Linked DNA regions of Homo sapiens: region 2 is linked to region 1. A link is an interaction called in ENCODE POLR2A ChIA-PET data of the cell type or tissue named here. Cell type or tissue: endothelial cell of umbilical vein. All regions are shown on one strand. Links, peaks and the distances in the headings refer to the core of each region. The heading gives the core; the rest is flanking DNA.

Region 1 (2,910 bases), core at 139-2,638:
TACCTCAACCTCAGCCTCCAGAGGAGCTGGAACTACTCAAATAGAAAAGGCAGGATCAATTCTTTCCCTTTACTGACCAGTTTTCAGAATGAGTTGGTTTCCTGGGGCATCCTCTAGAGGTCAACAATGAATTCTTTTTAGTATTATCATGAACTGGTGGCTTTTTTTTTTTTTTTTTGAGACGGTCTCACTCTGTTGCCCAGGCTGGAGTGCAGTGGTGCGATCTCGGCTCACTGCAACCTCCGCCTTCTGGGTTCAAGCGATTCTCCTGCCTCAGCCTCCTGAGTAACTGGGACTACAGGCAAGTGCCACCACGCCCAGCTAATTTTTTCTATTTTAGCAGAGAGGAGGTTTCACCATGTTGCCCAGGGTGGTCTCGAACTCCTGAGCTCATAGAATCCACCCACTTTGGCTTCTCAAAGTGCTGGGATTACAGGCGTGCGCCACCATGCCTGGTGTTTTTTTTTTTTTTTTTTTTTTTTTTGAGACGGAGTCTCACACTGTTGCCGGGGCTGGTGTGCACTGGCGTGATCTCGGCTCGCCACAACCTCCACCTCCCGGGTTCAAGCGATTCTCCTTCCTCAGCCCCCTGAGTAGCTGGGACTACAGGCGCGTGCCACCACGTCTAGCTTATTTTTGTTTTGTTTTGTTTTGTTTTTTTGAGGCAGAGTCTCTGTCGCCCAGGCTGGAGTGCAGTGACGCTATGTCGGCTCACTGCAAGCTCCGCCTCCCAGGTTCACGCCATTCTCCTGCCTCAGCCTCCCGAGTAGCTGGGACTACAGGCTACCTGCCACTATGCCTGGCTAATTTTTTTTTTTTTTTTTTTTTTTTTTTTAGTAGAGTCGGGGTTTCACCGTGTTAGCCAGGATGGTCTCAATCTCCTGACCTGGTGATCCGCCCACCTCAGCCTCCTAAAGTGCTGGGATTACAGGCATGAGCCACCGCACCCGGACTGTATTTTTTTTTTTAGTAGAGACGGGGTTTCACTATGTTGGCCAGGCTGGTCTCAAACTCCTGACCTCGTGATCCACCTGCCTTGGCCTCCCAAAGCACTGGGATTACAGGCGTGAGCCACCGCGCCTGGCCAACTCATGGATTTTAAAAGCCTATTTGATGAGTTTCAGTCCACTGGAGTCAGGTCTTTTTTTTTTTTTTTTTGGAAGTGCTGTGATCGTGACTCACTGCAACCTCTGCCTCCCAGGTTCAAGCGATTCTCCTGCCTCAGCCTCCCGAGTAGCTGGGACTACAGGCGCGTACCACCATGGCCAGCTAATTTTTTTGTATTTTTAGTAGAGACGGGGTTTCCCCATGTTGGCCAGGATGGTGTCGATCTCCTGACATAATCCACCTGCCCCGGCCTCCCAAAGTGCTGGGATTACAGGCATGAGCCACCACCCAGCCCAAAGATTCTATATTATATATACAGTTTTCCACTTTTTTTTTCCTCTTAGCAAAACATCATGGAGTTCACTCCATAGCAGTATAGAGATACTCATTTCTATTCACAGCTGCATAGCACTCCAATGTAGATATACCTTGGTTTATTGCCAATGTTCTGTAGATGGACATTGTCTGAGTTATTTCCAGTCTTTTGCTATTTACACAGTGGGCTATAATGACTAGCCTTGGACATATATCTTTATTTTTGCCAATGTTATCTTTGGCTTAGACTACTAGAAATGGAATTGCTGGGTCAAAAAACACATGCATATGTCATTTTGTAGGACAGAATCAAATTCCCCTCCTGAAGAGGCAGCTGCTATAATGGTGCTTCCAGTGGTTCCTACTTCTGGGTAAATTGCCCCTTGACTGCAATTTACAGAAGTGATGGGAGTGGATGCAGAGGCTCCTGCCTGTAATCCTAGCACTTTGGGAGGCTGAGCCAGGAGGATCACTTGAGCCCAGCAGTCTGAGACTAACATAGGCAACACAGTGAGACCGCATCTCTACTAAAAATCATGAAAGTTAGCCAGGCATGGTAGCGTGTGCCTCTGGTCCCAGCAACTCAGGAGGCTGAGGTGGGAGGATTGCTTGAGCCCAGGAGTTTGAGGCTGCAGTGAGACATTCTACTCCACTCTACTCCAACCTGGGCGATAGAGCATGCCCTTGTCTTAAAAAAAAAAAAAAAAAAAAAAAACTGCTGGGATGTCACTTTCAAGATTAAGTACCAAAGGACTGTGACTTCTGTTTTGCTCTCATACATTCTCTGTCTGAGAGCTGGGAGCTTGTCTTTAAGTAGAAACCCACCCATCCCCAGGGAGAAGGCAGGAGGGAAAAGGAGGAGAGGTCACAGACAAGCCCCCTGACTCTGTTGATCTTCACTGCAGTAGCTTCTCATTACAAGCAGGCATCTGGCCATTGTAGACCATTATAACTGTAGTTCTAGAAGTAATAATAGCAGATTTATTGTACAGAAGTGTCCACGGGCTCACAATTCTAAGGACATCATCATGACAGCAAGTAGGAAAAAAAATTAAAGTAATTCTTTCACCAATTACCAGTTTATCTCTTCTCCAATTCCTTTGGATACGCCTCCTGCAAGAAGCCGATTTCCAGCTGTATGTGATAATGAAAGGGTTTTTCTTTCTTATGTTAAATACAAGCGAAGTGATTAACTGGAAGATAGCGTCTGATTGCGAGGAAATCAGTGATTCAGATGGTGTGGGAATGGCACCTGGGGATGGGGGAGGCAGGACGGAGATGGAGGAAGCTGGTGCAGCCTAGCCTGCCTTGTGCCAAGGACACCCAAGGGCAGAGGGACTGAGCTCTGGGGGAGGACAGATTTGACATAACTGGTCCAGCCTCACAGTTTACAGGTCCTGGAGGGTGAGGAAAGTGGGAGCTGGCTGCGGATGCAGGACAAGAACCCAGGGCTTCCCTTCATTTTGCCTGCCCTGCCACTTCCTCCCG
Region 2 (2,910 bases), core at 306-2,805, 180 kb after region 1:
CAGATAAGCTGCAGGGCAGATCTTGAGGGGAGGCTCCGTGGTAAGGCATTGGGTGCAGGGTGGGAGCAGACAGCATGACCCCCAGGGATTGCTAGGTGGGCACCCTGCTCAGCAGCAGATGGGACTTATGCAAGGTGGCAGCCAGCCCATACAGCACCTTTGTCTGAGCTAGAAAATGGTGCTCCTTCTTCTGGGAAGACTCAGTAGGCATCAGGGCACAGCTTAGCTTGAGGAGCATGAGCCTAGCTTGAGTTCCACCCACCCTGGTCTGGCTGCCCTTGTGCAGTGCACAGTCTGCACAGCTGCTTGGGGCAGCCTTCGGGATCTGCCTTTGTCCAGTGTATTCTGGGAGCCTAGCCAGGCTTGTGGGGCCCTGGAGCATCCGTGGGATGAGTGCCCATGTTCTTCCTCCCTGCAGACCCCCCTCGACAACCAACATTCACCACCAGGCTGGACCTTGATGCCGCTGGGGCCGGGGCTGGACGGCGAGGCCTCCTTTTGTGCCGTGTGGACAGCGACCCCCCCGCCAGGCTGCAGCTGCTCCACAAGGACCGTGTTGTGGCCACTTCCCTGCCATCAGGGGGTGGCTGCAGCACCTGTGGGGGCTGTTCCCCACGCATGAAGGTCACCAAAGCCCCCAACTTGCTGCGTGTGGAGATTCACAACCCTTTGCTGGAAGAGGAGGGCTTGTACCTCTGTGAGGCCAGCAATGCCCTGGGCAACGCCTCCACCTCAGCCACCTTCAATGGCCAGGGTGAGTCAGGCAGGGAATGGGTGGCCTGGGGGCAGGGGCTGGAGCTCTGGACTGTTCTGCTCCGAGGAGGATCTAATCAGGCAAAACCACTCTGTGCAGCAGTGGGGGCCCTTCGCTGCCCTCCTCCACATTCAGGAAGAGCGGAGCTGCTCCTTCCCATGATCTCTGTTCAGGCCGGGGATAGGCAACACAGCTGGTCTCTGAGGAAGGACTCCCCAGCTGGGACAGTTGGGCTGCCTTGTCCTCCTTCCCTGTACTGCAACCCTCTCTGCCCAGGGCCCCCACAGTCCCCAGGGCCCACTTCTCCTAGGCTGCCCTGTGAGCTAGCTTGCTTTTCTCCCCAACCCTGTGGGCACCCCAGGGGGCCTCCTTCCTGCTCCTTCCAGGCTGGGCGGCTGGACCCCTGGCTCCTGGGGGCCGGGGGTGGTCAGTAAGCTGTGCCGCCTGCTCTCCAGCCACTGTCCTGGCCATTGCACCATCACACACACTTCAGGAGGGCACAGAAGCCAACTTGACTTGCAACGTGAGCCGGGAAGCTGCTGGCAGCCCTGCTAACTTCTCCTGGTTCCGAAATGGGGTGCTGTGGGCCCAGGGTCCCCTGGAGACCGTGACACTGCTGCCCGTGGCCAGAACTGATGCTGCCCTTTACGCCTGCCGCATCCTGACTGAGGCTGGTGCCCAGCTCTCCACTCCCGTGCTCCTGAGTGTACTCTGTGGGTGACTGGCATGGGCAGCCTGGGGACTTGGAGGGTGGAGGGGTGGTCTGGGGAGAAGCAGGGGCCGGGCTGGGGTTTGGGGAGGAAAGAGCATGGCTTAGGCTGTGTGTGTGGCAGGAGGTGGGGGACATAGTGTGGCAGTTGTAATGTGGTGAGCTAGGCTGGGTGGCCTCAGCTCCCTCTGTTCCTGCAGATCCCCCGGACCGTCCAAAGCTGTCAGCCCTCCTAGACATGGGCCAGGGCCACATGGCTCTGTTCATCTGCACTGTGGACAGCCGCCCCCTGGCCTTGCTGGCCTTGTTCCATGGGGAGCACCTCCTGGCCACCAGCCTGGGTCCCCAGGTCCCATCCCATGGTCGGTTCCAGGCTAAAGCTGAGGCCAACTCCCTGAAGTTAGAGGTCCGAGAACTGGGCCTTGGGGACTCTGGCAGCTACCGCTGTGAGGCCACAAATGTTCTTGGATCATCCAACACCTCACTCTTCTTCCAGGTCCGAGGTGAGTGTCAGTCTTCTGAAGATATGGTAGACTCTGATGCCCTGGGGACTACTCTGGTCAGACTTTGGGCTGGGTGCTGTGAATTTTGTGCAGAAATATGTCTTTTTCAGTCCTGGTAAGGGCAGTTTCCAGCCAGCAGAAGGCCTCCCTTTGCCTCCAGCTAGATATTTTCACCTGTAATAACTGCAGCAGCCACTAGGAGGCAATGGCAATTCACAGAGTGGCTTGCTTGGTGGGAGCACTTTCTGAAATAACTTGTTTTGTGATCATATAATTTTGTTACATAGTAAACATTCTCATACATATGTATATTTATATTATGCATATATGTTTATGTATGAGTATATACACATACAAATATACATTATGTGTATTCTTATGCATAATATATTCATATTCTTTATTTATATACACATACGTGTGTGTGTGTGTGTGTGTGTGTGTTTGTGTGTGTGTATATATATAGTCTCTATAAAAATCCTCCCTCAGGCCGGGCACCATGGCTCATGCCTGTAATCCCAGCACTTTGGGAGGCTGAGGCGGGCGGATCACTTGAGGTCAGGAGTTCAAGACCAGCCTGGCCAACACTCTACTAAAAATACAAAAATTAGCTAGGTGTGGTGGTGGGCATTTGTAATCCCAGTTACTCGGGAGGCTAAGGCAGGCGAATCGTTTGAACCTGGGAGATGGAGGTTGCAGTGAGCCAAAATTGTACTTCACTCTAGCCTGGATGACAGAGTGAGACTCTGTCTTAAAAAAAAAAAAATTCTCCCTAAACAAATAAACCAGGAAAAAGGAAAGATAATGCCCATAATGCGAAGGTCAAAGGAACATGAGTGTTTCTTCCACCACGGTGACCGACAGCACCAATTTTGGGACATTTACTTTGAGCCTTGGTTCTGTGTATCTTTTCTTACTTAGCATACCTATTTCGCAGGAAGAAA

What was found. ChIA-PET counts read pairs that join two places held together with the same protein. Peaks named below come from ENCODE experiments on the same cell type or tissue, not always from the same donor. Only the 100,000 strongest peaks of a DNase experiment are listed, where the experiment ranks them.
Region 2: POLR2A ChIA-PET joins it to region 1 with 7 read pairs; 6 of 35 experiments call an interaction of 5 or more read pairs at or near these places.

The regions. Positions count from the first base shown.
Region 1 is chr20:3,875,589-3,878,498 of GRCh38, reverse strand. It overlaps MAVS (mitochondrial antiviral signaling protein), which reads right to left. Exons shown (of 7, transcript NM_020746.5): 7 at 2,381-2,910. Among named protein-coding and RNA genes, the nearest start is that of PANK2-AS1, 12 kb to the left of the region's middle. In endothelial cell of umbilical vein, for the core only: no CTCF peak of the experiment used is centred there; a DNase peak (open chromatin) is centred at 1,628.
Region 2 is chr20:3,695,642-3,698,551 of GRCh38, reverse strand. It overlaps SIGLEC1 (sialic acid binding Ig like lectin 1), which reads left to right. Exons shown (of 22, transcript NM_023068.4): 9 at 419-754; 10 at 1,210-1,467; 11 at 1,664-1,966. Among named protein-coding and RNA genes, the nearest start is that of ADAM33, 15 kb to the right of the region's middle. RefSeq lists an enhancer at 195-694. In endothelial cell of umbilical vein, for the core only: a CTCF peak has its summit at 2,168 (motif pointing right); no DNase peak of the experiment used is centred there.